Regions from separate parts of the Homo sapiens genome. Here region 2 is linked to region 1. The links are chromatin loops, found by intact Hi-C in ENCODE. Cell type or tissue: mucosa of descending colon. All regions are shown on one strand. Each heading gives the region's core, and the rest is flanking DNA. Links, peaks and the distances in the headings are about the cores only. Region 1 overlaps LNX2 (ligand of numb-protein X 2). Region 2 has its middle 30 kb from the start of GTF3A.

What was found. A loop is a pair of places that touch in the nucleus more often than their neighbours do. Peaks named below come from ENCODE experiments on the same cell type or tissue, not always from the same donor. Only the 100,000 strongest peaks of a DNase experiment are listed, where the experiment ranks them.
Region 2: it touches region 1 in a loop (3-fold over the local background); 22 of 110 quality-filtered maps call a loop at or near these places.

The regions. Positions count from the first base shown.
Region 1 is chr13:27,540,212-27,556,826 of GRCh38, forward strand. It overlaps LNX2 (ligand of numb-protein X 2), which reads right to left. Exons shown (of 10, transcript NM_153371.4): 7 at 16,025-16,202; 8 at 12,997-13,228; 9 at 10,122-10,280; 10 at 5,702-8,259. The coding sequence ends at 8,124. Among named protein-coding and RNA genes, the nearest start is that of LNX2, 72 kb to the right of the region's middle. In mucosa of descending colon, for the core only: no CTCF peak of the experiment used is centred there; a DNase peak (open chromatin) is centred at 9,480.
Region 2 is chr13:27,386,494-27,403,108 of GRCh38, forward strand. It overlaps the pseudogene RNY1P1. Among named protein-coding and RNA genes, the nearest start is that of GTF3A, 30 kb to the right of the region's middle. In mucosa of descending colon, for the core only: no CTCF peak of the experiment used is centred there; no DNase peak of the experiment used is centred there.

The DNA of each region.
Region 1 (16,615 bases), core at 4,602-12,601:
CAGCTTCCCGAAGTGCTGGGATTACAGGCATGAGCCACCGCGCCCGGCCTAGTCTTTTATTCTTGTAGGTGATTAAAGTTTTAGCATTTCTCACTTAGGCACTTTATAGCTATTAGGCACTGTGCTTACATGTACAACTTCACTTCTAAAGAGCTTCTGTGTTGCCATAGAAATTAATTAGTAGTATATTTACACCATAAAATGGCAAAAGAGCTTTCTAACAAGGACCTTAGGGAGCTGAAATCTTTCCCTCAGCAAGAAGACAAGACAGACTTAAGAGAAAAACCTCAACTCATGAATTCCTAGCCTGTTACCAGGGCAGCAGTTTACCATGTTGGTGTGTCATCTATATGGTTTTGTTGATCACCCAAGGTGGACAAATGAAAGAAAATCTGCATTGTAAAAGATGAAATTAGGTGCTGTGAGGAAGTGACCCAGAGCCTCTCACTATGTGTTGTGCACAGCAGGTGCTGGATAAACTGTTTAAACAATTCCATGGAAAAGCAACACAGCCATCACTCGAATGAGCCTGGGTATTTTATAGTGCTTAAGGAAACTTGGAAACAGTATATTTTAGCATGCACTCGAAACATCTCACTTTCCATTTTTCAATGTTGATTAAAGATACTTATTGCTTATATAAAGTGCCAAGTTAACCTCACCTCTCTTTAAGCTTTCAAATTCCAAATTAGTTAAGTCTGAATTAACAGGGCATTAATGTACTGTAACATGGGTGTCAGGCATGATGAAATGGGTGAAGTGCCCACAGAAGCTGAAATTCAGGTTAACTTCAGATTTAATTTTAACCATCCATGTATCTGATTACAGCTTCAAACATGTGAGGAATCATAAAGCAGCAGCCCACTTTCATTTATAAAAGAATGGGTATCAAGTTCTGAAGGTACAGCAACAGAATGAACAGACCTCAGGGTCTTCTAGTGAGAAAAGAGCCACAGCTAGGACAGAGAGGGAGGATTCAGCTGTTTGAGAACTGGTCACTGTGCACAGTATCTTGAGAAAACGAAACCCTCTAAATCTGCCTTCCAAAATTTCCTATGAAAACATGTCTCTGGATTTACAATGCAAGTTGCATTTGCTCTAGAAAAGTTGGTGATAGTGACCTTTGCTGAACTGCCCTTCCCCCAACCCCTCCCATAAAAAGGCAAATTGCTTCAGTGATTTCCAGACTGCTTGGAAACGGGTAATATAATGGTGAAAATGTTGTTGCGTCCCAAGCTTTTATAAAGTCTTTCCTTATATCTGGATTGCAACTTCAACTTTCAGATAGTATGGGTCAGTGTGCTGCCATTAATCCCACTCTGGCCTTCTGTTGCCCACATGTCCTTTGTGGGATGTTACTGGAATGTTAGGAACTATCATAAACTGTGCTTGCATCAGCCTTTCAGTATTTTACATAGCTCAGAAATGAAATCTAACCAAACCCCAACAGTATATAACAATTACAATAACACTAACTGGACAGGAGAATGAGGAGGAGCCACAACACTTGCCACTAAGTCAGACCTCAGGGTGGTTGGAGTCACGTGGTCTCAGGTCCTTGTATTGTGCAGAGGGGACAGAGCTATTGTTCACGTTGAAACTTTATGTTAAATATGCACGAAGAAAAATTCAAGGGTAACTGCAAAGTGAACAGAAACAGAGCTACAATTCGGTAGAAGAAAACATGAAGCACAGAGAGGCAGAGGAAATTAATATAGGGTGGAAAGAAAACATATAATAATCATCACAACATACATGGACAACCCTTGGCAAAATAACAAATTCCAAAAGTAACAGAAAAGAATCTGCTTATATGCTATTCATACACTTGTTCACATTATAATGATGAACTTTGGTTTATCACATCATTACAGCTGAAATGAGGTCACAAATTGGGAGAAGATATTTATACCTCACATCATCCACGAAGTATTAACATCCAGAATAAAGAATGTCTACACATGAAAAAGAGAAACACAAATAGCCCTTTAGAAAATTGTCCAACAGGTTAGTCACCAAAGAAGGGACCTGAAAGACAAGTAAATATGTGAGAAGTTCCTCGACTTCACCAGTAAATGGGGAGATGGGAATTGAAGTCACAGTGGGATGCCCTTTTCACCCTCTTCGGTTTGAGAACACCAAATGTTGGCAAGAATGTGGATCAACAAAACTTACCCAATTACTAGTGGAAATGTAACATTAGTGCAACCTCTTGGGAAATTAATTACCTCGTAAAGATGCACCTACTCTAAATGCAGGAATGCAACTCCTAGAGCAGTGGTTTTCAACTATGGCTGCATGTAACCCCCCTGAGGAACACACAAAACCAAACAAAATTGATGTCCAAGCCCTAGCCCAGACCAACTAAAACAGCAAAGCTCCCCAAAAGATTCTTGTGTGCAGCCAGGATTAAATGAGAATCACTGCCCTGCAGAAACTCTCCACATGCACATGAATACTTGTTTATGGGTGCTCCCACCAGCACTGTTAATGATGAGAAGAAAAAAATAACCTAAATGTCAAGTAACTAAAATATGGATAGAAAATTGTCATAATCATTGACTAGCAAGAAAAATTTGAGCTACATAAACATGCATGAATCTTGCAGCAAAAGTAGTTGCAGAACACCACATATGCACATCATTTACAGATTTAAAACCATACACACAATATTATATTTGAATGATGTATAAATACGTAGTATAACTATGAAGAAACAATGGGAAGGCCAGAGGGTAGACACAAATGGGGAAGGAAGTCAAATGGCAGCGGCCCTGCTTATATTTAAGCTGGGTGGTGGGTACACAAGTGTTCACTGTATTATTTCTGACTTTTGTGTCAGAAAAATTATTATGAATTAAAAATAGCTAAAGAATGCAAAATGGAGACAACTCTTTTGGGAAACTTTACTATGAATAGCAGAGTCAAGAGAGGGTTATTTAGAGACAAGGTCTTGCTCTGTTGTCCAGGCTGGAGTGCAGTGGCGCAATTGCGGCTCACTACAGCCTTGACTTCCCAGGTTCAAGCGAGCCTCTCACCTTAGCCTCCCAAAGTGCTGGGATTACAGGCATGAGTCACTCTGCCTGGCTGAGTTTGTTTAAAATATGAAATATGCCCCTGATATTTTTTCTTTTTTTGAGATGGAGTTTTCACCCTGTCACCCAGGATGGAGTGCAGTAGTGCAATCTCGGTTCACCGCAACTTCCACCTCTCAGGTTCATGCAAGTCTCGTGCCTCAGCCTCCTGAGTAGCTGGGCTTACAGGCACCCGCCAGCACACTCAGTTAATCTTTGTATTTTTAGTAGAGACGAGGTTTCACCATGTTGGACGGGCTGGTCTCAAATTCCTGACCTCAAGTCATCCGCCTGCCTCGGCCTCCCAAAGTGGCTGGGATTATAGGCATGAACCACCGCACCTGGACTACTGCCCCTGATACTCTTAACCAAGGATTTCTACCTGCCTTCTACCCACAAGGTGCTCCCTAAGCAGCACTAGAGGCCTCAATTTTCCTGACCAGCTCAAAGATAAACGGACAGAATAACTCCCACTGCTCAAGCATGGGCTGCACACACTATTGTAGAGAAACCGGATAAGTAGTTGAGGCCAACTTCAGCAGCCATAAAGCACACAGACAGCAGGTATCCTTGATATGAGGACAACAACATTTTACCTTGGGGATATCGCTCCAAAAACCCATTTGCCAGTCATAATAAGAAAAAACAGCAAATTCCAATAGAAAGCAACTTGCAATATACCTGACCAGCATCAGCATTCTCAGCACCCTCAAGAGCAAGGAGTCTGAGAAAATGGCACAGCCAAGAGGAGAATAAGAAAACATGACGACTAAACGTACTGTAGACTCCCTGAACAGAAAAAGAAATTAAGCCTCGATTCTATCTTGGCAATATCTTGAGCTCTTCAGAAGTGACAGAATCTCTGATATTTATTGTCTAGTTTTAAAACACTGCCACAGATGGGGTAATCAAGCATCTACCTGGCAAAGTTTTCTTCTTCCTAGCATATAGCTATGACCATAAATGTGTAACTTACTGAAATCTTTAAAAGGAGCCAGAAAAAGCTTGCCCAGAGAGATTGGTAAAGATTTCCTAAAAGAGTGGTGTCACTTGAGCTAAGTCAGCCCCTGCAGACGCAGAGAGCAGGGGATGTATGCGGGCTGGGGTGGTTTATATAGGAAGCAAGAAAGGATGGGAAATAAGGCCACAGGGGCAGGTTGGGGGCCAGACCACAAAAAGCCTTTTGTGCTATACCAAGGCTTTTGATTTATCCTGCAGACAACATGGAACAAATGGTTTTTTTTGTTTTTTGTTCGTTTTTTTTTTTGAGACGGAGTCTTGCTCTGTCACCCAGGCTGGAGTGCAGTGGTGCTATCTCAGCTCACTGCAAGCTCCACCTCCCGGATTCACAACATTCTCCTGCCTCAGCCTCCCGAGTTAGCTGGGACTACAGGCGCCCGCCACCACACCCGGCTAATTTTTTTGTATTTTTAGTAGTGTGTTAGCCAGGATGGTCTTGATCTCCTGACCTCGTGATCTGCCTGCCTCGGCCTCCCAAAGTGCTGGGATTACAGGCGTTAGCCACTGCGCCCAGCCAAATGAAGATTTTTAAACAGGGCAAGGATATGATTAGAGTTGGGGTTCAGAAGTTACTCTCAAGGCTTAAGAGTTTGGATTGAAAGATGAAGAGATAGGAAGTAGGCAAATGCTTGGGAAAGCACAGATTTCAGTTTTGGAGGTGCTGAGATCTGGGTGTCTGTCTCAGGCTGTGGACTGTGGGAGCTGTAGACTTAGGTGTCAGTGGTGCTCAAAGTTGCAAGGTTAAAGATGGTACTTAAAACTCTAACTAGGTAGCAAGAGATCGAGGCCAGAAGAAATGCATACACAAAGGCCTACGGAGATTCACCATTAGGAAGGAAAGTGGGGAGTGGAGTTGAGAGTGAGACACATGGAGCGTCACTTAAGCCCTCACTCCAGATATGGGAACAACGTGAACCAGCAGAGAAGAAAAAGCTTTACAGTTGGAGGAAATACTGTAAGTGTGTGCTCTGAGGAGGCTGCTGGAGCAAGGGAGGGTAAATGGCACCATGGAGCCATCTGGACAATCCAATTAGGAGTCTGACCACAGAGGCCTTGGTTTGAACTTAACTTACCAGAAAACTAGGAGACAACTTTCTTTCTTTCAGTTACAAATTTTTTTTTTCCTAGTAACCATATTAGAAAAGAAAAAGAGGCCAGGCCTGGTAGCTCACCTCTGTAATCCCAGTGCCTTGGGAGGCTGAGGCAGGTGGATCACCTGAGGCCAGCAGTTCGAGACCAGCCTGGCCCACATGGCAAAACTGTCTCTACTGAAAATATAAAAATTAGCCAGGCCTGGTGGTGGGCACCTGTAGTTCCAGCTACTCAGAAGGCTGAGGTAGGAGAATTTCTCAAACCACGGAGGCAGAGGTTGCAGTGAGCCAAGATCGTGCCACTGCACTCCAGCCTGGGTGACAGACCGAGACTCCATCTCAAAAAAAAAAAGGAAAAAGAAAAAGAAACTGTGGGGTGAGAATAAGGTGGGTTTGTGATCCTGAGGTTTCATGCTCGGTGCTCGGTATATTATAAGGACAGTGGAGCCAGCAACAAAAATACAGATCACAGACTAAGTCAACAGCTGCTGTTCAAGAAAAGAGACAACGTCACTATTACAGAAAGGATGACTTTTATTTCCATCCTGAATGATTCACACCATTATTTAAACATCTGAAAAATCCTGAAATAATTTAAACTGAAGGCACAGAACAAACCAAAATATTTAACTATCAGAACTAAAAATGAGAAAATCCAAATAGTTCTATAGTAACAATAAATTATGAACAAGTTTCCGTCACCAAATATCACTCTGACCAAAAATGACTGTCTTTTGTCATAAAAGCTACAGCTTAAGCTGATTCCAAGATTTCTATAAAAATGAGAGTGAAGAAATTTCTTCTTTCAAAATACTCATTATGCCACCAGGTTCAATGTAAGTATTTTGTATATAACAAAGTAGCAGTCAGGATATTTGTTGATGGATGGCTACTCCCCAAGAAATGACACATTCTTACAAACTTTAAAAAAATAGCAAAGTTGGTTACAAAATTCTATTTGGGGAGCAGGGAAAAAACTTGTTCCATGTCAATTAGAATATCAAAGCATTTCAAAATCAAACTGCTTCCAAAGCCAATCATCACACAACAGTAATATACTGTATGGGCCATTCCACTGTATCTTGTTATATGTTGATCATACAGTGTAACTAAGGGGTTGAACAAGTCAGTAGCAATGATTGTTGCTGTATCTTATTCCAAATAGATATGTTTTTTAAAAATCATTATAAAACTAACTGAAATAATCAGTGACATGCTACAGATACAATAAACCCCAGCAATACAATTGCTAAGTTTCAAAATAAAGTGGTCATGCTTCATAATATATTGTACTGTAGTATTCTGAAATACATTCTCTGATTATCAATACCATTTATTACAGAGGTCACTTGTAAATTTGCTCAGATTCTGAACTAGGTTTCTAAATGAAATTTTTTTCAAGTATGTATAATATTAATAAGGTAAAGATATTTTTATCTTATTCACTTATTTATGTGTTCAGAGGATAAGTATGTTGAATAAAGGACAAAAAATGGGCTAGTCATAATTTTCAAAAACATTTCAAAAAATATGAAATAGTCTAGTGACTGAGAGCTGACTGAAAGATACATCTAAAACCTACATTTCCAACAAAACAGAACTTTTCTGTCTCCTACTTGAAACAACTAATCTCATAAGAAATAATGGGAAAAATAATTGTTTCTAAAATACACAAGAAATACTCCTACCTGAACAAAATAAAAAGGTCTCCCTTTCTCCTACTTAGCTGTGATATATAGGTATTTAATAATATGGTTTTATCTTTATCATTTCGTTTAATCGCATAAATCACAAAAACATTTCTAGCCAAGATTACTGCTAAGAATAACACAACTCTAGAAATAATTTTTTAGCAAAAACTACTTCAAAATTTCCCTACATAGCAAAACATTCCTCTGGAAATAGATTTTTAATGCTTTTGGGCTGTTCAAGTAAGTGCAGCTTTACCATCTCTAACATTAAGTTATAATTATCATCCAAATTCCTTTGTAACTGGATAACATTATCTTTTATCCTCTACTATTCTAATAATAGTATATTAAGAAATTTCTTTAGTGTTGTCAGACTTATTTCTTCATCTTCTATGAATATTGAGAGATTACAGTAGAAATAAACCAGAAAATCAGTTTATAAACAGTATGAAGTTTTGAAATGTTGGCACCAATAAAAAATGGGAACGGCCGGGTGCGGCAGCTCACACCTGTAATCCCAGCACTTTGGGAGGCTGAGGCGGGCAGATCACAAGGTCAGGAGATCGAGACCATCCTGGCTAACACGGTGAAACCCCGTCTCTACTAAAAGTACAAAAAATTAGCTGGGCATGGTGGCACACGCCTGTAGTCCCAGCTACTCGGGAGGCTGAGGTGGGAGAATGGCGTGAACCCAGGAGGCGGAGCTTGCAGTGAGCTGAGATTGTGCCACTGCACTCCAGCCTGGGTGAGAGTGAGACTGTGGTTCAAAAAAAAATGGGGAACAGTTATCACCAAAATTTAAAGTATATTCATTCATGGTATTGGTTATGACAGTGGCAGTACACGCTGTTGTTACTGGCTTTGCTGACATCAGGCCTGAGGGATACAGAACTCGTTCTATGATTCAGTTACTGAAAACAAAGACCCACCAGAAGGTCTTTACTCCATCTGGGGCACAGTTTGGGTGAGCTTTGCTCATTACCATAGGTAACATTTTAACAACTAAGTCTGAATTCTGAAAATATAAACTCACAAAGGTTAGTGGAAGACTGTTTCCAAGCTAAAAGAAATGTAACTAACTTAGGAAACCATTTAAATAAACATAAACGGACAATCTTAGTGGGTTTTGGCCCTGTGTATACCAGCAGTGTCAGCAGCTCCTAAACCACAAACACAATGAAACCAAAGGGTTTTCTTTCAAAAATCTAAAAAAGGAAGATGCAAGATTTGAAACCAATTTCCAAAATCTATACAAGGCTGCCAGGCCAACAAATAACGGTCAGAGTGACTTTGTTCCTCTGCTCCTTCAACATGGGAACTAGTGCAGAGTGGCTCATGCCCACGGTTGACAGCCCATTTACGGCCACAATCATGTCACCACACCTGGACAAAGAGAGACAGATACAGAATGTTACTATTTTCATGGTATTAAAAATATCCCAATTGAGATTTATGTAGCATGAAAAATGCGGTTTCACTTACCACTGAACTGTCAATGGTTAGGGTGTATAATCTACTTTGTCTGGGACAGCCCTTAAGCCTATGCTGGCTTTCCCTTGCCAATCAAGGAAACCCCTGTGCCGATGACTCCATAACCAGTAGGTGAATGTCAAGGACAAGCAGAGTAATTTTCACACTAATTTAAGCAAAATATAGAGTAAATATGCTCTCTCTTTAAAAAAATACCAAGTCATGCATTTGAAGGGGGTTATTATTTTGACTGCTATTTTTCTATTCATTCTTAGAGCTCATACATCTGAGGGCTGAATTAAATTGGAAATAAGACCCATACTTCCTCTTCTTTCAGCTGTTGACGCTCACTGTACTCTAAGCAGAATTATTATGGATGGATGATGAATTGGAGGACCTTTCCAGCCTTATAATTACCATAATTATCCTTATGGTTTTTGGTCTTCTATTTATACCATAAATATACTATTTTATTGTTAACTACCTCAATTTCTTTTTGGAAGTAGGAGGAATACAAATTATAATTAACAGAGGCCCAGACTGGTTAAGTAACTTAGCTAAGAGAGTGATTAATTCATTTTTCCCTACTCTGTCCTCCTAAAATGATTTTTTTTCATCTTTATCAATATAGGCTGACCTGGAGCATACCACTCCCAATCACCTTTCCATACATTATTTAGATGTCACTTACTCCTTGCAAACAGTGTACATTCTCCATCTGCATAGCATTCTATATAGAATGTCAACATTTACTTTTTAAGAACTGGTTCTTCCTTCGTAAACCAGGTATTAAGAATTTACAATCAACCACCTCCTCTCTGCTGGTGATGATGTCTTGCCATGACACCTTCTCTTTTCTTCTCCCAGTGCCCGGGCTTTGATAAGACGCTGTACACTGAGCGAGGACTTTTGCTCAGTGGTAGAGGCTGGCAGAGGGGTTAAAGTCCAGGGATCTAGAGCCAGATAGTCCTGGGTTTGAATGCCAGCCAACCACTTTCAGCTATTTCATTGTGGGCAAGTTTCTTAACCTTTCCAAGCCTCAGTTATCTTGTTTGTTTTAAAACAGGGATAATAAAGAAACTTACCTCATAGGATTGTTAAAAAGATTACATAATGCATGCACAGCACTTAGCACCGCGCCAGGCATCCTGTAAGCTATTGTACATTCATTCATCAAATATTTATGGAGATCTTACTTTATGCAAGGTATTGTTATGACTGCTAGGGATATAACAATAAATGCAACAAGATCCCTCCCTTATGGAGCTTGCATAAATACGATCTCAGGTAGAGATGAGTGCTATGGAGAAAAATGAAGCAGAGTCATCTAATGACAGGACTGGACCTGAGTAGGCTGTGTGGGAAACTTACTCAGCGCTCAATGTCACATCACAACGTGATGAATGAAATATGTCCAATGAAATAACTCAGGTTCAGTTTCTGTCATCAGATTAATGAAACATAGCTATAAGTGACAAGACAGTAAAGGTAACATTTCAGTCTAGATCGGGATTGGCAAATTTTTTCCGTAAGGGGTCAGATGGTAAATATTTTAGGCTTCAAGACCCATACAGTCTCTGTCATGATGACATCAACTCCGCTGGTGTAGTGTGGGAGCCAGAGAGTACATAAACCAGTAAGTGTAGCTGCACTGCAATGAAACTTTATTTTCAAAAAGATAATGGGCTGGATTTAGTGCTGACCCCTGACCCCTGGTCTAGATCATGTCCAATGTCATCAACATGAATCACATCATTAATTAGAACAAGACTCACTTTAATCTTCCATCATAATAAGCAGGAGTTCCCAAGACAATAGTTTTAATGAAAAAAGGCTGATTGGTGTGGTTCTCTTCATATCCACCAACGATACTAAAGCCCCAACTTCCCAAGTAACTTCTTCGTAAAACTATATCGTGGCAGCTATGAAGTGTGCTATAAACAAACAGAAAAATAAAGAAAAAATTAACATGGAGGCTTTTATAGCCGCTTATTTTTGTTATAACCCCATACCATGTTATATTTACCACTCTTGGAAAAAAGAAAAAGGGCTATTAATAAATAGATTATTTTGACAATCCATCTTCTAGCAGAGACACAGTCCTAGGTAGACTCAAATTTCTCCAACTTTTTTCAGTCTTCCCAAGTGAAGACACACACACACACATACACACACACACACAAGTAGAGAACCTGGTTACAAATTACACCTCAGTAACCTGTACAAAAAGGTCATGTACCTATATCAGCTCACTGCATTGTCAACAAAGTCCTCAATTCTACTAATCACTTTTATCTACAAGAGGAATTACAATGTGGGATGAAAGAGGTCTAGTACTGCCAAGCCCAGCATGCAAATGAAAGAAGAAAAAGATTAGGAACGCAGCTTCCGAAAAGAAGGCAGATAATTATCTCTCTTTTCTAAAGGTCCTATAGGCTTTTAGTCTACATGAGGAGTTATTTGTTATTTTCTCCTTTACTTAGGATGTTTTCATTTTAAGGGAGACTCTAATTGCCAAAATAGAGAAATCAATCTGAAAAACACTAACAAAAAATCTTTTTCTTTTTTTTTCTATCATAGACAAGCTGGGTACAGCGTCATGTGTCTGTAGTCCCAGTTACTGGGAGGCTGAGACAGGAGGATGGCTTGTGCCCAGGAGCTTGAGGCTGCAGTGAGCTATGATCATGCCAACTTGGGTGACAGAGCAAGACCCCATCTTTAAAAAAAAAGAAAATATATACACATCTATACACACACATGCATATATAAATGTATCATAGACACTGAGAAACTACAGTTAGAATGCTACTGCCAGATTGCAGGATGTGTCCAGAGAGGGAGAAAAAAAAAATGTACTTATGTTTCCATAGCTCTATGGATTTGGGAACAAGCAGTGAGTAAAATCTTAAAAACAAAACAAACAAAAAAAGCACACCTAAATGATAAGGAAAAAAAAACTCTTCATAATAAATAAATATCTTTCATCTTTAGGTGAAACTGGATCTAAATGCACGGAAGGCAAGGTTTCCTGTTTTAAATCCATAATAAAATAATAAATATACATAATATAAATAATTAATTTTAAAAATCCTGTTTTATTATTTCTTAATAAAGCCAATTCTATAAAGCAATGTTTACCATGCCAGAACTTCTCATCTTATCTAGTTTCCTAGCTCACTGATAAGAAAGGCTTCTGGGATGGAACAAGGTCCCATGCACTGGCCTGGATTTAAAGGGACAGTGTTGGTTATTTTCCTAATGCTGCATCTTCTGAAACAAACAGCTTTCTTGTATACCCCAGCAAATCGCAGTGGAAGAATCTCCCTTTTCACGAAAAGCAGAGCAGAGCTGCTACACTATGCCGTGTGAAACCTGCATATAGGGGCCACCTGCACCCACTGAGGAGGACACATGGCTGTTGAATATAGCTTTGCATTCAACAGAGACCTCCATACACACATTGAATAGTAGCCTTTTATCGACAGGTATTCTTTCAACACAGGTGGGCTCAAAAACAGATTTTACTATACTGTGTATTTCTCATCTAAAATCTTTGCTATTATGCCTGGCACACCAGAAAATGCTCTGAAAAAAAGAGGTCAATGTGCCAACCTCCAAACTAGACTGGTATATCAGATAAGGAAAATTAAAGGAAGCACTAGGGACCAAGTTTCTCCAGGACGCTGCTGCTCTCTGCCTGCCCCATCATTAGAGGTGCAGACAAGCTCTGAGGTCTGCAACGTGCTGCCCAGCCACTGCACGAGTAGACCACTTCTCACCCACTATGCGCAAAGCGCCTTGAAGCACTATATAAATGCTAGTTGTTGTTATAAATGTATCCCACGAGTCAGGTGGCTCAGAAAATAGCAAATTCTTATTGTTTTATTTTAAAGAATCAATAATTTTCATACTTGGTCAAAAGTCAAAATGCTTCATAGCTTAGTTTTAGGATTCTTAGGTACGGTAAGAATCTAAACGGATTAGACAACAAATGATGATAGGAACACATTCTTCCTATCTCAAATGTCAAACAACAACCGCGGAAAGGAATGTACCCTGGGATGCCACTGGAGGTTCCATGTGCTTCTGTGACCCCGACACTGACCAACCACAGCATATCTTGGCTGGTCACATTTATAAAAAATAAAAGTGAAGCAGCCATTCTTGAACACTAATGGTTTGGCTTAATAGACTCTTGTATCCAATAAAAATTGAGTTTTAAATGCCACCCTTTTTAGCGAGAGTTAAAATAAATTTAAAAAGGTGTTAAGAAAGGCTTCTGGGATGGGGGGAAGCCCCAAGATTGGCCTGGGTTTTCTGATGAAAAATGCATGAAGTCTCAGCACATAGCGGAATGAGTGCTGGTAAACGACAACTTTTCTAAGCAAGAGGCTGGGTTATCCAATCTCATGGCTAGCCCACTGAGGAGCCTTGACAGGAATGGACACAACTGCTTTCTTTGTGTACCTTTTAAAGTGTAATATCCTAAGAAAAATTATCCTTTTCTTTTGTAATTTGATTTGATGTTGCTATTTTACTGAATTAAAGCTTTTTTTTTTATCCCAACGAGTAAATTTATCATGCTACACACTGATAAGGGCTGCAAGCATGATTATGATTTCCATAAAGCAACAAGAAAGCGCTCAGTACCTGGGAAGCCCAAGCCACATGACCCATGATGGGGACCAACTGGCATCATACTCATTTTCGCTGAAAGTACTCGGCTGCTCCTCCGCGTTCTGAGTCGCCTCCTCAACAATCTGGACCTCAAGTGCTTTAAGGGCAACAGCAGGGGACGCGGCACTGGCTTTCAGCATTGCAACTGCCTCACTGTGACTTAAATTGGTCAAATCAATGCCGTTGATATTTAGCAACACATCACCTGTTCAGATGAAGAAACAAGAAAAATGAGCTGAGCCACTGAGTTTTCACCTGCAAATCTTGTTGTTTATAAACTAAGCAACAAAAGTTAGTTCCCCCAACTCTGATGAGATAAGGTATAATAATAAATGGCATTTATTATTTCTTTGTAATTTTTATAATATTGAGAAGAAACCCAATACACAGAAAACATTCCATAATTTTAAAATAATGTCATAATACATAGAAAAAAGTGTGGCCTGAGGCACCTTGACATGATTGGAAGTTCGAATCATCAGTCTGAGTTTAGCTGTGTACAGGCCCTGGGCAGGTTCATTTCTCTTCTTAAGAGTTTCAGAGATTTCTACAATTCTGTCCAATCAAAAATCACTTGATCCTTTGCCCTTAGAAATAAATCTTTAATGTATTCTGCTTTATATTTACACAGTTCTATACATAAGGACAGCCCTGTATAGTTTATTCAGGGCAAACATCAGAATATGTACAAAGAAGCTATCCCTGGGCCCACATGAAGAAATGAAACTTGCGGTTTGAATGTCTTCCCTGTTTCAGGAAGAAAAGAACTGTTGCTCTGCTAAGTAATATAATAAAAAATGGCAATGAGGATTATATCAAAGGTTAGGAAAGGATTAGTTTTGTAGGAAGCAGACATTTGTGCTACAAAGTCTACAGAAATTTATCTCTCCCAATTTATCATCAGTTTTTCAGATTATTAAAGCAAATCATTCTCATTGTAGAAAATTTAGAAAACACAATAAAAGAACAAAAAGGAAATAAAATTACCCCAATACTACAACTGGACAAATAACCTTTACTTAATAGCAGCTTGAGAAATAATTCACATACTATTCAATTCACCCATTTAAAGAACATAATTTTATGGTTTTAATATATTCACAGTTGTGCAATCATCACTACAGTAATTTTGAGAACATTTTAATCACTCCCTCTATACCCATCATTTCCCTTCCCCAACCCTAAGCAACTACTAATCTACTTTCTGTCTCTACAGATTTGCCTCTTCTGAACATTTCATGTAAATGGAATCATACATGGTCTTTTATATCTAGCTTCTTTTACTTGCATAATATTTTCAGGGTTCATCCTTGTAATTTGTGCCAGTACTTCAGTCCTTTTCATGGCCAAATCATATTTTGCTGTATGGGTAGACCACATTCCATTGATCCATTCCTCAGCTGATGGACATTTGAGTGGTTTCCACTTTCTGGCTATTGTGAATAATGCTGCTATGAACACTGGTATACAAGTTTTCGTATGAACAGCTGTTTTCATTTCTCTAGAAGTGGAATTGCTGGTCATATGGAAACTATATGAGGAATCAGTTTAACTCTTTGAGGAACTACCAAACCGTTTTCCAAAAACAGTTGTACCACTTTATATTCCCACCAGCAATTAATGAGGGTTTCCACTGCTCCACATCCTTGCCAGTGTTTGTTATTGGCTGTCTTTTTCATTATTGTCATCCTACTGGTTGTGAAGTAGTATCTTACTGTGGTTTTGATTTGTGTTTGAGACAGGATCTCACTCTGATGCTAGGCTGGAGTACAGTGGCATGATCTCAGCTCACTGTAGCCTTGACCTCTGGAGCTCAGGTGATCCTCCCACCTCAGCTCCTAACTGGGATTACTACAGATTCACACCACCACAGCTAGCTAATTTTTGTATTTTTTGTAGAGACAAGGTTGTGCCATATTGCCCAGACTGTTCTCAAACTCCTGGGCTCAAGCGATCCACCTGCCTTGGCCTCCCAAAGTGGTGAGATTACAGGCGTGAGCCACCACACCCAGCCTGAGCATCTTTTCATGGGAAAACTGGCCATTTATTTATCTTCTTTAGAGAAATGTCTATTCAGATTCTTTCCTCATCTTTATGTTGTGTTTTCTGTCTTTTTAATTAGAGTTGTAAGAATATATATTCTAGACACAAGTCATTTGTCATATATATAATTTGCAAATGTTTTTCCCATTCTGTGGGTTATTTTTTCATTTGCTTGGTTGTATTCTTTGTAGCACAAAAGTTTGCAGTTTTAAAGTCCAGTCTGTCTATATTTTCTTCTGTTGCTTTTGCTTTTAGTGTCATATCTAAGAAACTACTGCCTAATCCAAGGTCATGAGGATTTACATTTGTGTTTTCTTCTAAGAATTTCAGCTCTTATATTTAGATCTTGCATCCATTATGATTTAATTTGTGTTTATGGTGTGAGGTAGGGGTTCAACTTCATTCCTGGAAAAATAGGTTTTCAGAGTCACTTTTCTTACCTTATATACAAACTAAGTCAATGGAGACTGCTATTTTTACCATGGCAATAGTGGCTAGCTGCAACCCCCATCTATGCAAATTATATAGCATTGATAGGGAATATGAAATGGCAAATGCATTTATCCCTAAAATTAATTTTGTCTTCTGCTCCACCTCCTCTCTGAGTCCCCTTCTACACAGACACTTTATTAAAAGAAACATTTTTCAGTGAGATGGCCCTTTGGAGTATCTAAGTCTGTTGTAATGCTAGAGGATCTTTTCCCAAGATAAAATAATCTAAGAGTCTGAGTAACTGTTAGCAAATTCTGGAACTGTCATCAAGGTTCAGCAACTTTCCTTTATATAAGGCATTTTTCTAACCTCATAGAATGACTTTATGCTTCCATATGCAAGGGACAGTTTAAAGAACTTAAAAAAGTCATGTTTAATAGATACTTTGTAGATATTCTTTATTTTTTTAAATGTGCATTTAATTCAGAAATAAGATGTGGTAAAATTTTTCAAGATCCCATCTTACCTCTCTTTATTCTGCCATCTCGTGCAAGGCAGCCATGGGGTGGCACACTGGTCACAAAGATGGGCAGCTCACCACTCTTACTTCCCCTGCCCCCAGCAACGGTCATGCCAAGGGATTCATGTGGTTCCTTCTTTACAGTAATGTGTTTTTCTTGGCATGTAACACACTGAGTAAGATCCTAAAACATACAAGAAAAAAATCATTGGATAATGAATAAAATATAGTTGAAGTAAAGTTATTACTTCAAACTAAGGTAATAACTTACATGGCATTTATAAAGTAATTATTTTTTATTCCTTAATTGCAAATGAAAGTAATACACAGTTCTTAATAAGTCTGCTGTGGATCAATGTCAAATTTTGGACTATGTTATTTTCATGACTGTTTATGTAGCTGAAAAAACTCAGGACTGCTGAAATACAGCAGTCAAAGTAAAATAAGCACATCATTTGTATAATTTGTTTGAGCTTCATGTTTGATCAACTTCACAAAAGTAAATGATGCTTTTGAGTTTTAAGATTCTGAAGACAAATCAATTAATTTTACTTCCATCTTTCCCCCATTTCTTTGACAGAAAAGTTGACAGAGTAG
Region 2 (16,615 bases), core at 3,603-11,602, 150 kb before region 1:
CCTGGGAACTCTGAATCAGAGCCCAGTGATTGAGCCTGCCTTGCTCATCACAAGATATGCACACATCTGCCGTGATCCACATGGAAAGTGCTTTGATTGAGTGCTGAATGCTGTGACGAGCATTAGAAATACAACAGGAATTCGGAGGGCCAGAGGTCTGGAGGGCTGGCAAAGCCAGGGGAGCACCTCTTAGGGGAGGCGGGTGTGGATGGCTGCAGAGGAGGGGTGACAGTCTGAGAATCCTGAATCCTGGAGGCGGCACTCTGATGTGTAGTGTGTGGACCCCAGGAGGCTGGATAGTAAGGAGGACTGCTGGGGAGGAGATGAACTGCTAATGGCAAGATGGGGATCCATTTATTAAAGGACCTAAGTCTTCGGTTTGCTATGAGACTTTTGCTTGTGGGTTTGTGACACTTTGTGGTGCTGGAAGCAGGAGGTGGGCTGTTAGCACAGGAGAGACTGGAGGGAGGAGGCAGCTGGATGTCTACAGACATCTTTTTATTTATTTAATTATTCATTTTTGAGACAGTGTCTTGCTCTGTCACCCAGGCTGTAGTGCAGTGAAGTGATCATAGCTCACTGCAGCCTCGAAATCCTGGGTTCAAGTGATCCTCCCATCTCAGCCTCCTGAGTAGCTGGGACTACAGGTGCACGGCACCAAGCCCAGCTAACTTTTTTGTATTTTTGGTAGAGACAGGGCCTTACTATGTTGCCCAGGCTGGTCTCAAACTCCAAGGCCCAAAGGATCCTCCTGCCTTGGCCTCTCCCAAAGTGCTGGGATTACAGGCATAAGCCATCACGCCTGGCCTGCTTTTTCACTTTAGCCTAAATTCTGTGGCAGGCCATCTACTTGCTTCATTTTAGCCCCTAAGTCTTATGCGATTGGTAACTGGTTGCACCACCAGTGTGCAAAGGGCTGAGGCGCTGGGGAGGAGGCGAGGGTTGAGGACTGCGCCAGGTGCTAATGCCCATTTCCTGTCGCCTCTGGCTGGCAGCTCCCCTCTGGCCCAGCCGTGTGTGGCCATAGGAGGCTGCAGAGGGACGGGCAGGCTGGGGCGCCCAGAGCCCACAGTCTGGTGCTCAAGTCTTTGAGATGCTGCACAGCAACTTTTCTGAGTCTGATTTTCTGAAAACGTGTAATGTGCATGCTCCAGCTGCAGAAACATCAACAGTGACCCACCCCCCCCATCTCTCCCTCTTGTTTTTGAAAAGGGATAGAAAATAAAAGAAAAGGGGATGTTCGCTTTCTGCTGGGTGACTTGGAAATAGAGCTCAGAGCTATGGTCTCTTAAGATAGATTTACAAACAGATGCTGGCGCATCTGAGCAGAAGAGTTCTGATTTCACTTTGGCTTCTCAGTGACATGTTCTAAGGAGAAACAGAGATGCAGAGAGGAACAGGCAGAGGCACACAGCAGAGGCTACACAGGCCTCAGGTTTGTGGAAAAGACACTTGAACGCTGCTCTGTTGTGGGTATGTGCCCTGAGCCCTCCTCACACAGAACCACGTTGCAGGAGCCAGGAGTGAGAGGGACATGGAAGCAGGAGAGAGAGAGAGAGAGAGAGAGAGAGGAAGGGAGCATGGGAGAGGGAGAGGGAAGGTTTAGAGAGGGGGAGGGGAGAGTTGTAGACGGGAATGGATGGGATGCAGAGAGAGAAAGTGCAGATAAAAACAAAAATTGTCCTTTTGCATCTTTTTATTCTCCAGGCAAGTTTGACCTACTTTGCCTCCTCTGTCATCTGCTTTGGTATCTAAATAAGGCTTCCCAGCCACTGAGTTCAGATTACTATCCAGTTATTTGAAGATCTGTTATCTCCTGACGGGGAGATGCTAACTGTCTTCCCATTCTTCACACCCTGCCACACCTCACAGCCCTTGGCCCTCTCCTTTGCTTAACATACACTCATCTGTGTGAGGGCCAGGGACTTGCTGGGTGGCCAGGGAGTCTGCTGCCTCCAACCCATGGAAGTGTGCAGACCATCCTGTTATTCCTGTTCCTAATCTCCTAGGCCTCAGCAATTACTACTGCCTGCCTTGCTGGAGTTATCAAGAGGCTAGATAGTCTTCAACAGAGAGCATAGTATAATGACCCCCATGTACCCGTCCCCAACTCCAGTTGTCAGCTCATGGCCAAGTTTGTTTCCCCACTCCGATTATTTTGAAATACATTTTATTCAAAATATATTTTATTATTATTATGAATTATAACCCATATAGCTCATCATCGATAAATATTTCAATAAGTATTTCTAAATCCTAAAACTAAAAAATATAACCACAGTATTATCTCATCTAAAACATTAACCATAACCCCTCAATATCATTCAATTATCCAGTCAATGTTCACATTTCTTTAATTGCCTATTGCCATTAATTATTTTAAAGTTTACCTGTTTGAATTGAGATCCACAGAAGGTCTGTGCATTGGGATATGTCTCTTGAGTATCTTTTAATCTATGTAGATACCTGCCCCCCTCCCTCAGAAACTGAATTGTTTCTCCTGCAGCGCTGCCTATAGGCTAAGTTTTGCTGCTGAAATTCCTCTAGGGGCCTTTAACGTGTGCCCTGTCCCTTGTATTCCCAGAACTAGAGGCTTGGTCAGGTGTGTGTCTGCAAGATTGCTTCATGGGTGGTGTACATCCTTAATGGAAGTACACAATGACTACTTTTCTCCCCTTGTGTAATGTTACTAGCTATTGATGGGCACTGCCTAGGGCTATTCATTTATTTGGATTGCAAAACGATGATATTCTAATTCTTTCTTTTTTCTTTTTCTTTTTTTTTTTTTTTTTTTTTTTTTTGAGACAAAATCTCACTCTGTCGCCCAGGCTGGAGTGCAGTGGTGCCATCTCCACTCACTGTAACCTTCAAGCGATTCTTGGGCCTCAGCCTCCCAAGTAGCTGGGATTACGGGCGCCCACTACCACGCCCAGCTAATTTTTGTATTTTTAATAGAGACAGGGTTTCACTATGTTGGCCAGGCAGGTCTTGAACTCCTAACCTCAAGTGATCTGCCCACCTCAGCCTCCCAAAGTACTGGGATTACAGGCGTGAGGCACCGCACCCAGACTTCTAATTCTAGCAATCCTTCTGTATCTATGAGCAATACTGTATACTACAAAGCAAAGCTTCCCTCATCAACTCGTTGGTTACCCTGAGGTCCAGATCTTATAGAAAATAAAGAACAAATGCCTAATTTTTTCCCCTTGATTTACCAGTTCAAAAATAAAGATTCGGTTCCTTAAAATCCTCCAAAGTTATCAGATAAGCTGCTGTTATGTTGTGGTGGTGTTTGTATTACTGTGAACTTGGGGACTTAAACATCTTTGGCCTCTTCAAGCTTGGCTCCAAGTCTTTTTTTTTTTTTTTTTTTTTTTTTTTTGAGATGGAGTCTTGCTCTGTCACCAGGCTGGAGTGCAGTGGTGCAGTGGCGCAATCTTGACTAACTGCAACCTCTGCCTTCCGGGTTCAAGCAATTCTCCTGCCTCAGCCTCCCCAGTAGCTAATCTACTGCAGTGCTACCACGCCCCGCTAAGTTTTGTATTTTTTTAGTAGAGATGAGGTTCCACCATGTTGGTCAGGATGGCTTGGCTCCAAGTCTTTGGCGCCACCCGAGTAGCCTTGAGAGCTTGCTTGCTTTCTGGTATGAGAAAATATGGTACTTTTTCTGCCCCAGACATGCAGTGGGCTGTTTCTCCAGGGACTCCTTGTTGCTTTTCATGGGAAATGCTGTATAGAGATCATGATCTGGGTACCGGGAGTGTTAATGATCCCCAGGGGGATCATCTTTTCTAGGCCTTTTCTGTGAACAGATGTAGAAAATATGTATACTTTATTAAAGATAGAACTCGCCATAAAGTATTATTCTGATACTTCAATGCAAACCCAGTATTACAAGGACTGTACTTAACTTCATTAGCCTTACACCCTATCTCCTTTCAATCACAGAGAAAAGTTCTCAAAGACATGAGCACAATTACTCATTTGATTTGTCCCACAAATACACAGACAACAGTCTCAGAACAACAATATCTGTGTGCCCATCAACAACATGATTACTGAAAGCCATGGAAGGCTCTGGTTGCAGCTCTTTTTGTCCTCAGGGTATATCCCACTGAGCAGGGACAGTCAAGTGACAGTGCTTTCAAGTCAATTGCAATGATTCCTGCCTGGGTGGGGACACATTTGGGTCCATTTGTTTCCTTTTCCTTTTAATTTTTAGAAATTGCTTCTTGATTTAATTTTGTTTTGTAATTATGTAGAATACTTACTGGCTCCAAAATAAACTCTATAAAATTTGGTATAGGAAAAAAGTTCATCCCATGGATTGTACAGAGTATGAAAGGAAAAAAACAAAAAAGAAAAAGGTCCACCTTTTTTCCTGGCATCTTTGATCTTATTCTTTTCTTCTATTAGCAAGAGTTAAAAAAAATTATGGCTTATTCTTCCATTTCTAAATATTTGTATATACTTTTATGAGGGCTTTATTGAGATATAATTTACATACCATAAAATTCATCCTGGTCAGGTGCAGTGGCTCATGCCTGTAATACCAGCACTTTGGGAGGCCGAGGCGGGTGGATCACGAGGTCAGGAGTTCGAGACCAGCTTGGCCAACATAGTGACACCCTGTCTCTACTAAAAATACAAAAATTAGCTGGGTGTGGTGGCATGCGCCTGTAGTCCCAGCTACTCAGGAGGCTGAGGCAGGAGAATCACTTGAACCCGGGAGGTGGAGGTTGCAGTGAGCCAAGACCACGTGATTGCACTCTAGCCTGGGTGACAGAGTGAGACTCTGTCTCAAAAAAAAAAAAAAATTCATCCTTTTTAAATGTGTGTTTGTCTTTTCTAAGATAACAGTGGCATCTACTAAACACATTACGTTACTTTTTGCACTAACAATAAATCCTAGATATTCCTCCCTATCAGTAGAGCTCTCCTTCATTCATTTGCACAGCTGCATTGCATAAAAGTACCATAAGAAGTATCACAATTTATTCAACCAGTCCCCTACTGATGGACATTTGGATCATTTTCACATTTTTGCCATTACAAATAATGCTGATGTATTTTCATGTTTTGGCCAATGTACCTTTGGGATAGATTTGTACAAGAGGAATTGCTGAGTCAAACGGTGTCTGCGCAGGGCAAGGAAGAAAGGACTCTTGAGTAATGAGGGGAAATGACATTACTTTTATTGCAAGTGCAGCCTCTAGAGGCCTCTATGGATTTGCCCTGTTCTAGGCAGCAGGGGAGGCCTTTTCAAGAATCAGATTATCCCAGCTATCAGCCAGTGAATGGTTCATTTAAGATGCATTCATAGATTTTACATTCATTAATATAATACATAGCCTTTGCATGATACATCTTTACAAAAGAGTTGTGTATCAGGCATGTGGTGCTGCGTTTAGAAATGAGAATAAGTTACAGAAATGCAAGTAACAACTCCACATATTCTCAACATCAGCAATGGAATAACTCTGAGGCAGGAGACACGGGGACTGGAAGTACTTAAACGTCACTGCATACCTGCTACCGTGCTGGTGGCTTTGACATGTACTCTCGTATACTCCTACTGCCAATACCTCCTAGAAAGCATGCACAAACACCAAGCGATGGACCACTCTCTCCTCATTTTACAGATGAGGAAACTGGGACTCAGAGGGGTGAAGTAACCTGAGCAAAGTGAGTGGCAGAACCAGGGGAAAGGTAAAAATTATAATAAAAATGCAAATTGTGATAATAGACATGATGTTATGGCTGGCGCAGTGGCCCACGCCTGTAATCCCAGGACTTTGGGAGGCTGAGGTGGGCAGATCATGAGGTCAAGAGATCGAGACCATCCTGGCCAACATGGTGAAACCTCTTCTCTGCTAAAAATACACAAATTAGCCAGGTGTCGTGGTGTGTGCCTGTAATCCTGGCTACTCGGGAGGCTGAGGAAGGAGAATCGCTTGAACCTGGGAGGCGGAGGTTGCAGTGAGCCAAGATGGTGCCACTGCACTCCAGCCTGGCAACAGAGTGAGACTCCACCTCAAAAAAGATGTTAAGAAAATGTAGATGCTTTAACTAATATATTTGTTATAAATCAAGACTAAGCACTTAGCCTAAGTAAAACAAATATTCAACAGGTAATCCGTTGCAGTCTACCTGATTTCAGAACTTATTATGTAGTTACAATTATTAAGAGTAGGTGGTATTGGTGGAGGGATAGACATCCAGATCAATGAAACAAAATAGAGAACCCAAAGATAGACTCATATGAAATGCAAAACTAATTTTTGAAAAAGATGCTATGGAGGAAGGAAGCATCCCCTTTTCAAAAAGAACCTAACCTGATTCTCACACCTTAATACAAAAATTAACTTTAAATGGGTCACATACTGAAATGTAAAATGTAGAACCATGAAATTTTTAGAATGGCTAAAATTAAAAACAGTGACAAAGTCAGACATGGTAGCTCATACCTGTAAAACCAGAACTGTGGGAGGCTGAGACAGGAGGATAGCTTTAGTCTAGGAGTTTGAGACCAGCCTGGGCAACACAGTGAGACCCCATCTCTAAAAAAAAAAAAGTACAAAAATTAGCTGGACATAGTGGCACGTGCCTATAGTCCCAGCTACTCAGGAGGCTGAGGTTGGAGAATTGCTTGAGCCCAGGAGTTCGAGGCTGCAGTAAGCTGTGATTTCACCACTGCACTCCAGCCTGGGCAACAAGTGAGACTCTGTCTCAAAAAATTAACTGACTAACTAAATGAATGAATAAACGTGACAGCACCAAATGCTGGCAAACATGCAGAGGAGCTGGATCACTTACACACTGCTGAGGGCATGGAAAATGACGCCACTAATGTAGAAAACATTTTGGCAGTTTCTTTAAAAACTAAACATGCAATTACTACATGATCCAGCAATTGCACTCCTGGACATTTATCCCGGAACAATGAAGATTTATGTCCACAGAAAAACTGATACACAAATGTTTATAGCAGCTTTATTCATAATAACAAAAATTTGCAACCAACATCGATGCCCTTCAGTGGGTGAATGTGTGAAGTTGTGGAACATCTAGACCATGGAATAATACTCAACAATAAGAAGGAATAGACAGTGAACACACACAACAATGTGCACGAGTTTCCTGGGAATTGTGCTGAGTGAAAGAAGCCAATCTCAGAAGGTTACATACTGTACTATTCCACTCACATTACGTTCTTGAAATGGCCGAATTATAGAAATGGAGAACAGATAGATTAGTGGTTGCCAGAACTTAAGGAGTGGCGGGGACTGGTGGGAAGTGGTATTAATAAAAAGGGCCGTTTTTGGTAAACGACTTAGCTTGCCTATTTGTCATTTTCCTGACTTCACCAGATTTCTACAGTTTATTCTTTGAACATCGTGTGTCTTTGATCAAAGGTTAATTTAAGGCTTTGGTCTTAGAAGGCCTGATGAGCAGATTGAGGAAAACCCCTATCGTCGTCCAAAGGTTCAGGTCAGCCACAGTCTTCACAGTTAAGGTCTAGAGCAATGAGCAATATCTACATGTGAACATTTTCATGTGTTTCTTTGTCTTTCATTAATTAATTAATTTTTTTTTTTTAGAAATGAGGTCTTGGTATGTTTCTCAGGCTGATGTCTTTCTAATGCAGGAGTTCTGATTTTTTTGGTCTTTGGGCCTCTTTACACGGCCAAAGAGCTTTTATTTGCATGGGTTATACATCTACCCCTATTTACCATGAACAGAGAAATGTAAAAATACTGATTTGAGGCTGGCATGGTGGCTCACACCTGTAATCCCAGCACTTTTGGAGGCCGAGGTGGGTGGATCACTTGAGGTCAGGAGTTCGAGACCAGCCTGGGCAACATGGCGAAACCTCATCTCTATTAAAAATACAAAAATTAGCTGGGCGTGGTGGCGCACGTCTGTAATCCCAGCTACTCGGGAGGCTAAGGCACAAGAATTGCTTGAACCCTGGAGGCGGAGGTTGCAGTGAGCCAAGATTGTGCCACTCCACTCCAGCCTGGATGACAGTGAGAAAAAGAAATACTGATTTGTTAATTCACTTAAAATAACAGTAGTAAATCCTTTACTTGTCAACGTACATATTCTTATAAAAAATAATTATAGTTTTCAAAACAAAACATTAAGTGGAAAGAGTAGCATTGCTTTTCATTTTTGCAAATCTCTTTAATGTCTTGCTTTGTAGTTTGCAAATCCCTTTAACAGCTGGTTCTCACGTCTGTTTCCATCTCTTGTAATAGGCTGTTGAGTTGCAGGATATTAAGAACACCCAGCATCACTAGATATGCTGTTGGGAAAGGGAGAAGCCTGGGGACCTCTGAAAGTGTCTTGGGTCCCCCCAGGGATCCTTGGACCACACTTTGAGAATGGCTGATCTAGGGGATTTCCTCAGGTTTGGTTTGATCTTTCCTCTAGGTTGCAGTAGATATGCAAAGCTGGACTTTTTTATTGGAGTCTTTGGGCAACGTGGTCTTTTTAGAAAATTTGGGGAATAGTCAACTGAAAATAGGATAATGAGGGAAGACAGCGTCTCCAGAAGGCTTTTTTTGGGATGAGGCGGTGAAGTCTGTTTTTTTCTTATAAACAAGACTCTGAAGACAAGGTCTGCATGTACTCAGGAGGCTCCAGCATTTGGCGGGACCGAACAATGCTTCGAAACTAGCCCGGCCGCAGAGGACGCCCAGGTGATCCAGTCCTGGGAAAACGGGGCGTTTTAAGCAGCTGTGTAAAAGTAGCGTCTACCATGGCTTTCCTTTTAACGAGATTAGTCTTGCTTTTCCCCTCCTCTTTATTTCACTGTCTGGGGGCCACCTCTTGGCTCTCATGGTAATGTGATTAGCTGGCCTGTGGCCCACACCGAGACCACTGTCACAAAGATCTCTGCTTACTTGAGTGCACCTCTCTCCTGAATGCAACATCTTGTGTTTATAGTCACAGGGGGTATTGTTAACTCTGGGATTCAAATAGAATGGGATATTTACGACAGCCTCCTACCTCCCCCACCACCATAAAAGTTGATTCAGGGAGACATTTAGGGAAGAAATAGACAGAAGACAGATGTGTTGCCTTCCCCAGATGCTGAGGAGCCTCAATTGTTCTGCTTATGTAATGACTTTTTATGGCTGCTTGCAAATGCCTCTTTTGACTTTTAAAAAGGTGCCAAAGTCAAATATAGGTAGTTACTGAGAACGTTTTAGTAATCTCACCGGACACTCCAGCTGGCTCAAAACTCTTCATCAGAGGATATATAATAAGCATACATCCCTTTCCCACTTCATGGATATAACTGTGGTTTCCTCTTGTTTGTATTTAAGACTGCATGTGTAGCTACAAAAAAGCAATAGTGTCTTGGACAATGAACATTTTCCCATAAATCCTTAATGGTTCAATAATTGTTTTAAAGGCAATTTATATAATTACAGCAAGAAGAAAATGAAGTTAATGGAGATTGCGGACCTCCACTTCTTTTCTTTTAATGCAAATCAATACATCCAGTTATCTCTGAAGGACAAATTTGATTTCAGTGATTTTGATAATTTAGGTTAAATTGAATAGGAAAATGTCCAGGACAGTGAGAGTTTTCCTGTCCACAATGCTGTATTTTCATCAGCTTTTGGCCTCTCACTTTAGAGACGTTCTGCTTAAACACTCTCACGCTAGATGTGATCCCAGCACACGGGTCAGCATTGTGCACCTCAGCCTTGACTTGGGAGGGATGTGTAGGAGGGTACTGGGTGCTCCACAGACCTGCGTCCACTGTTACTTCTCTCCTTCAGAGCCTGCAGCTGAGAAGCAAATCCGCAACTGATAGACAAATGGCAAGACAGGGCAGAGTGCTGGAGTACATGCTTCCCAAGAACAGAACTCACTCTTCGCCTATGAGCCTAGTGCAAATGTCTTCTCACCTTTGAACAGTAATGGTAAATGTTTAACAACTAGCTCTTTGGGGAGAAAAAGAATAAGGCCTGCTTTGTTGTGTTTGCCATTCCTGTGGTGTAAACACTCTCCTGTGGCTGATTCCAAGCCACCACGGTGACGTTGCTGAACCTGGGGTTGGGAAGAGAGGTGGGCACTGGCTTCAGCATGCCTCTGCATGCACTTCCGCTTTTTTCTGCTTAAATTATTGGTTAGATGCCCATACGCTCATCCTTTCAGGGAGACTGTAAGCATGGTGAAGGCAAAGGGAGTGTGCTATAGTCCCTGCATCATTCACAGTGCCAGGCACAGTGCCCCACAATACAAAGTCCTCCATAAATTGTCACTCAATTGCATCACTACACTACTTGTATTGTTGCAATTGTTGGTATTGTTAGTTAATACTTATTGACTAAAATTTATTCTTGTTTTTTCTTTTTTTTGAGACAGAGCTTCGCTCTTTCACCCAGGCTGGAGTGCAGTGGTGCCATCTTGGCTCACTGCAAGCCCTGCCTCCTGGGTTCACACCATTCTCCTGCCTCAGCCTCCCAAGTAGCTGGGACTACAGGCGCCCGCCACCACGCCTGGCTAATTTTTTGTATTTTTGATAGAGATGGGGTTTCATCGTGTTAGCCAGGATGGTCTCAATCTTCCAACCTCATGATCCGCCCGCCTCGGCCTCCCAAAGTGCTGGGATTACAGGCATGAGCCACCGTGCCCGGCCTTTTTTTTTTTTTTTTTTTTTTGAGGCAAGAATCTTACTCTATTGCCCAGACTGGAGTGCAGAGTGCAATCTCTGCTCACTGCAACCTCTGCCGCCTGGGTTCAAGCAATTCTCATGCCTCAGCCACCTGAGTAGCTGGGATTATACGTACACGCCATCATGACAGGCTCATTTTTTGTATTTTTAATAGAGACGGAGTTTCGCCATGTTGGCCAGGCTGTTGTTGAATTCCTGACCTCAAGTGATCTGCCAGCCTTGACCTACCAAAGTTTTGGGATTACAGGCTTGAGCCACTGCACCCGGGCTAACATTTATTCTTATAAGAGCTTCACTTGCATTATTTCATTTGGTGATGACAAACATAAGCATGTATTAGAGAGAATATGTTGGTTGAAAGAACTGAAGAGTTGCTATCAGAGTTGTCCTCATTCGATGTCTGGAAACCAGGAAAGAATGTTTATTTATATTCTCACCTCGTCTCCTCTTGCTCTTCCCTGCTTCCCAGAGCACTTTCTTCCTCCCTGTTCTCTTTTCTCTTCCCACCCATTGCTTGTCTTCTCTCTTTTTAATTTTTGTGTATATATAAATATTTGCAAATAATTCTCAATCATTAGAGTGAAAACATTTTTCTTTATTCCACTTACAATGATCAACGTCATCCTCTTGCAAAAACAAATCTTTTGTGTGTTTCCCTTATCAAGTAGTTAGGGGAATCCAAATATCTTCTCAAATCAAATCTTATAACCCTCCTGGCCTTGAAGCCCCAGAACGCCAGACAAAGGATGAGCCAGAAAGGGCGATGACAGGACCACGTTTCTTTCAGGCCTTTGCCAACCTGCGAAGGTTCTCTGGACAGTGCTCTGAAGGGGATTCGAAGGTTCAGTGACCCAGGAGCCCAGAGACTTGAGGTATCATTTCAGCTGAACTACGGAATTACTTAACTTTGGGGAAATCATTTCCCCCATATTCATTCAACATTGGAAAAACTTCCATGTTCTAATTTATGTATCAATCACTTGGGAATAACAACACGTTTTCTTATAGGTCTTTTTTCTTTTGTCAGTTTCAAATATATGAGTTTGTGCTTTAAAAGCATGAGGTACGGCATATGCCCATGTACACAGAATGTGAGAGCCTCGGATATTGTACACACATTGAAATGAAGTATTATTCTTTGCACTTTAGACAAGAAAGTCTAAAGTATATGGCTGATACAGACATATAGGTATTTTACCATACTGATCCAAACTTGTAAAATACTTCTCATTAGCATCGAGAGTATTTATTGAATATCCAGTTTTCATTTTTGTTGTGTGCTGGGCCCAGCAGTAAAGGCGACGTTTTGTCTTTGAGTATAGTGGGGAGCCATGTGACCAAAAAGTGGAAACACGTTTGGCTGAACCCATGACTCATGTCCTAGGAGATGCTGTCAATGCCAGCTCCTGTAGGTGACATCTCAGCTACATTGCCCCACATTTCTGGATTGGGCAAATGTGACAGAAATGTCCAGTTTCTGTTAAAGTTTTTTCCTGTGTTTTTATTAATTTAGGCTGGTGTTGCTATAACATATAACTTTATCCTCAGATATTGAAATTTGGCCAAAATATAGATGGGACTATTTAAACAAGATTTTTATTTCAACTATTTTAGTCACTTGCCCATATGTATTTTTGGCATACATTCAGAGAATCATTTTCCACTTTAGGTTAAGCACTATTTAGTCAGTAACTTGTTGAATGAATGATATTCTAGATTCACAGGTAGTCTCCTCAAAATGCTGCTACGAGAGCTGTCATTTTATTCAGGAAGGGGGTCCAGGAAGGGGTCACGTCTCATCCTCCTCATCCACTAGTCTCAGGACTTCCAGTTTTTAAGACAAATGTACTCATTGTGGCCCAACAGGAGACACCTGCCTAAGCTTGTAAAAGAGTCTTGTTCAAATAACCAGTTTTATATTCTTGGCCCATTGGAGAACTCTGCCGCCACCTGGGCTGGTGCAGGGATGAAGGACTGAAGCATATTCCCGATAAAGTATGCTCACCTGTCTTGTCTTACTGGGCTCACAGCCTCCCCAGAAACAGGGGAGAAGTGACTGTTCTGTTAGGATACCCATAAAACACACATGGGTAGGGAGGTGCCGAGGAAGCAGACCCCAGAAAGCAGGATTCAGTGAGCCACTGGGAGGTGTAGGCAAATCTCAAAATCCATCAGTCCATTGCTCCCTGCACCCTGGTCACTACCAAAATGGGTCAAGTTGAGAGCTAGGTTTACTAGAAACAAAGGAACATTTAAAACTCATCAATGAAGCCCAGCCGGCAAGAAATGCAGAAGCATTTCAAAAACCAAAATGCATTTCCTGTTAAAAGACCTTTTCCTTAAAGCAGTTGTGTCAAGGCACCATCTGGGCACAAAGACACGAGTCTATTTGGAAGTACACAAAGGCTATCAGTGTCGATGTTATTCAGACTGTGAGTAACAGTTCCATTCCTGCCAATGCTGTCTTCATTCTTCCTTCTCCAGGTAGGTCCCTCTTGGAAACCAAACTGGTGGATCTCAAAAGGTTGCCGTTTCCCCTGACTTAAAGAAAGGAAGTTAGGCCTCTGCCCACTTTGTTCGGGCTTCTTAAGTCAAGAATTGTTTGTTGGTTTGTTGTTGTTCAACTTATTATTAAATATTATTGAATAGATGGTGCTTATTTAAATATATTTTTTCTGTAGCATTTTCCAAAGGGCAGATTTTTAGCACTCAAAACTTCAAGATGGCTTCCAAATTTATATAGGCATTTTTATCTCAAGGAGATCCCAGATGAGAGCTCCTCTGAGAAAAGAATATTTTCAAAGTCTTTATTTCCTTACTGAAATAACCTGGGGTAGGAATTGGAACCTGGAACAGGTCAGAAACAGCCCTTAATGGAAGCAGGGCAAGGAAACAGGGCCCGTCCACCTCCAGCACCCTCACTCATTCCAACAAAAAAGTGGAAGCAAAAGATGGAAGGAATGTTTTTGTCTTATTTCTAAATGAATGGATCCTTTTTGAAAGAAATTCAGATCCGCTGTCATTAAAAATCAGATAACATGGGCCAGGCACAGTGGCTCATGCCTGTAATCCCAGCATTTTGGGAGGCTGAGGCGGGTGGATCACCTGAGGTCAGGAGTTCAGGACCAGCCTGGCCAATATGGTGAAACCCCGACTCTACTAAAAATACAAAACTTACCCAGGTGTTGAGAGGTGAAGATAGCTGGACTTCCTGGGTTGAGTGGGGACTTGGAGAACTTTTCCGTCTTACAAGAGGATTGTAAAATGCACCAATCAGCATAGGCAGGATTGTAAAACACACTAATCACTGCTCTGTAGCTACCTAGAGGTTTGTAAAATGCACCAATCAGTGCTCTGTAAAAACGCACCAATCAGTGCTCTTTGGCTAGCTAGAGGTTTGTAAAATAAACCAATCAACACTCTGTAAAATGGACCAATCAGCAGGATGTGGGCAGGGACAAATAAGAGCATAAAAGCTGGCCACTCCCCTCCCCGCCAGCCGCGGCAACCTGCTCCGGTCCCTTTTGATGCTTTGGAAGCTTTGTTTTTTGGCTTTTCACAATAAATCTTGCTGCTGCTCACTCTTTGGGTCCCTGCCACCTTTAAGATCTGTAACACTCGCTGCGTCTGCAGCTTCATTCTTGAAGTCAGCAATACCAGGAGCCCACCAGAAGGAAGAAACTCCAACTCTGGACACAGTGTGGTGGTGGATACCTGTAATTCCAGCCACCGGGGAGGCAGGAGAATTGCTTGAACCCAGGAGGCGGAGGTTGCAGTGAGCCAAGATCAAGCCACTGCACTCCAGCCTGGACGACAGAGCGAGACCCTGTCTCAAAAAAAAAAAAGCATGAAAAAAAAAAAACTTTAAAAATCCACATTTGGCCAATAAAAGGACTCATACAGTTACTAGCATGGAGGAAAAAAGCATTTTTAGTCATTGGATCGGTATCATAAAATGTATAAATCATGTATACATGTCCTTGGAAATGTCCTTTGGTATTGGAATTTGAGTTTTATGATCTGCTTATAACTAAAGTTTCTGGTTAAGTTTTTAAGGGAGAGAAAATGAAAAGCTTTCAAAGCCAACACCTTGTTTCTCAGGACATACCCCAGGGCAGAGTTTTATGACTGCACTAGGCTTTTAGTCACTGGCTGGCACTTTCCTCCTAATTCTCAAAATGCTTCCAGCACTTCCTCTTTATGGTGGGGCTGGGCTTCCGGCACCTCCAGAAGTGCAGACTTGCCCAGCCCATCTTGGCTGTAGACAGACTGCTTAGCCACAGCTCGGCCCAGAGTGGGACACCCTCAGTGACTGTGCCAAGGGGAGTAGGAATGGGAAACAAGGAAAAACCAGGCTTTCCTAAACCACTGCTGCACTCAATGGTGTGCCGAGGCTGGCTGGCATAGGCTGGCAAGCATCTTCACGAATCTAAATATTATATTTAGTAAGTTCCCAGTTATTAAACATAGCCACTGTTGATAATTAAGTTTTATAAAGGTACGCTGAAATAAGGTATATAAAAAACAAAGGTAAAATGCTCAAAGCTCATTACTTCCTAATTTGTTTTTTGCTGCATTGTATTACAATTTACGTTCTTGAGGTTACTTAGGCTACTGAAGGTGTATGGTAGGAATACTATAGAAAGGTGTATTACTGTGAATCTTTCCCCAACTCTGAGGTCAGTGATGCCTGTCAGTAGACTGAAATCAGCCATGGTGGGAATGTTTACCAGAACAAGGGCAAACACTGCAAGCCAGGGCTTGATGGTTTAGTTGATTGCCTGGACTTAAGAAAGTGATGGAGAAAATGTTAATGATGCAAATTAAACTTAAAACTGTAATGTTCATAGCCATTACATTGCAGATTGCTTAAACATTGAAAATACTTTCTTCTAGCTTTTGAAAATACTATCTGATTTGGCAAAACAGTCACATCATTGATAAAGGACTGAAATTTTGACATAGTCTTTGTTATTTCACACTTTTTTTTTTTGAGACGGAGTTTTGCTCTTGTTGGCCAGACTGTAGTGCAATGGCGTGATGTCGGCTCACTGCAACCTCAGCCTCCCAGGTTCAAATAATTCTCCTGCCTTAGCCTCCCAAGTAGCTGGGATTACAGTTGCCCGCCACCACACCTGGCTAATTTTTGTATTTTTAGTAGAGTCGGGGTTTCACCGTGTTGGCCAGGCTGGTCTCAAACTCCTGACTTCAAGTTATCCACCCTCTTCGGCCTCCCAAAGTGCTGAGATTACAGGCGCGAGCCACCACGCCTGGCATTTTTTTTTTTTTAGACTAGTCAAGTGCAGGAGTGAGAAGGAGGAAAGTGTAGAATAAAGAGTTGGATCTGTAACTAACTATGAACTATCGGTTGAGATAACTCACTACCTTTCGATCACCCACTTTTGTCTTACTCTTAAACAAAATGACAACTAACATTTATGTTGGAACCGCACTTGTTCATCAATTGCAACTACAGTTTGGCTATGGATACAAGATTCAACAAAAATCAACTGAAAGCATTTAGTGAGAGTCGGTTATATGGGATTTGTGATTAAGAGTATTGTATATTTAATTGTATGTTTATTTGTAAGTTGCACATCACACATCTGTATCAACATTTATAATAAACATATTAAACACGCACACACACAGACACACTTTTTACCCCTGAAAGCTGGCTGCAAACATCTCTACTAGCACACCACTGCATACACTGGTGTAATGTAATTCCAGACTTCTAGGACTGGAGCCTGCAAAACTTTTTTGACAGCACCCTACTTTGACAAGCCAGAAACTTCATGGCCTACCTCCCTCATTCACTTTCCATATGGCGTAGGAAAAGGGATGCCCACATACATCTGGCAGAATCACATACATTTTTCATTTAGCAATAGCGGCATGCGTGGTTCATATTTGAAC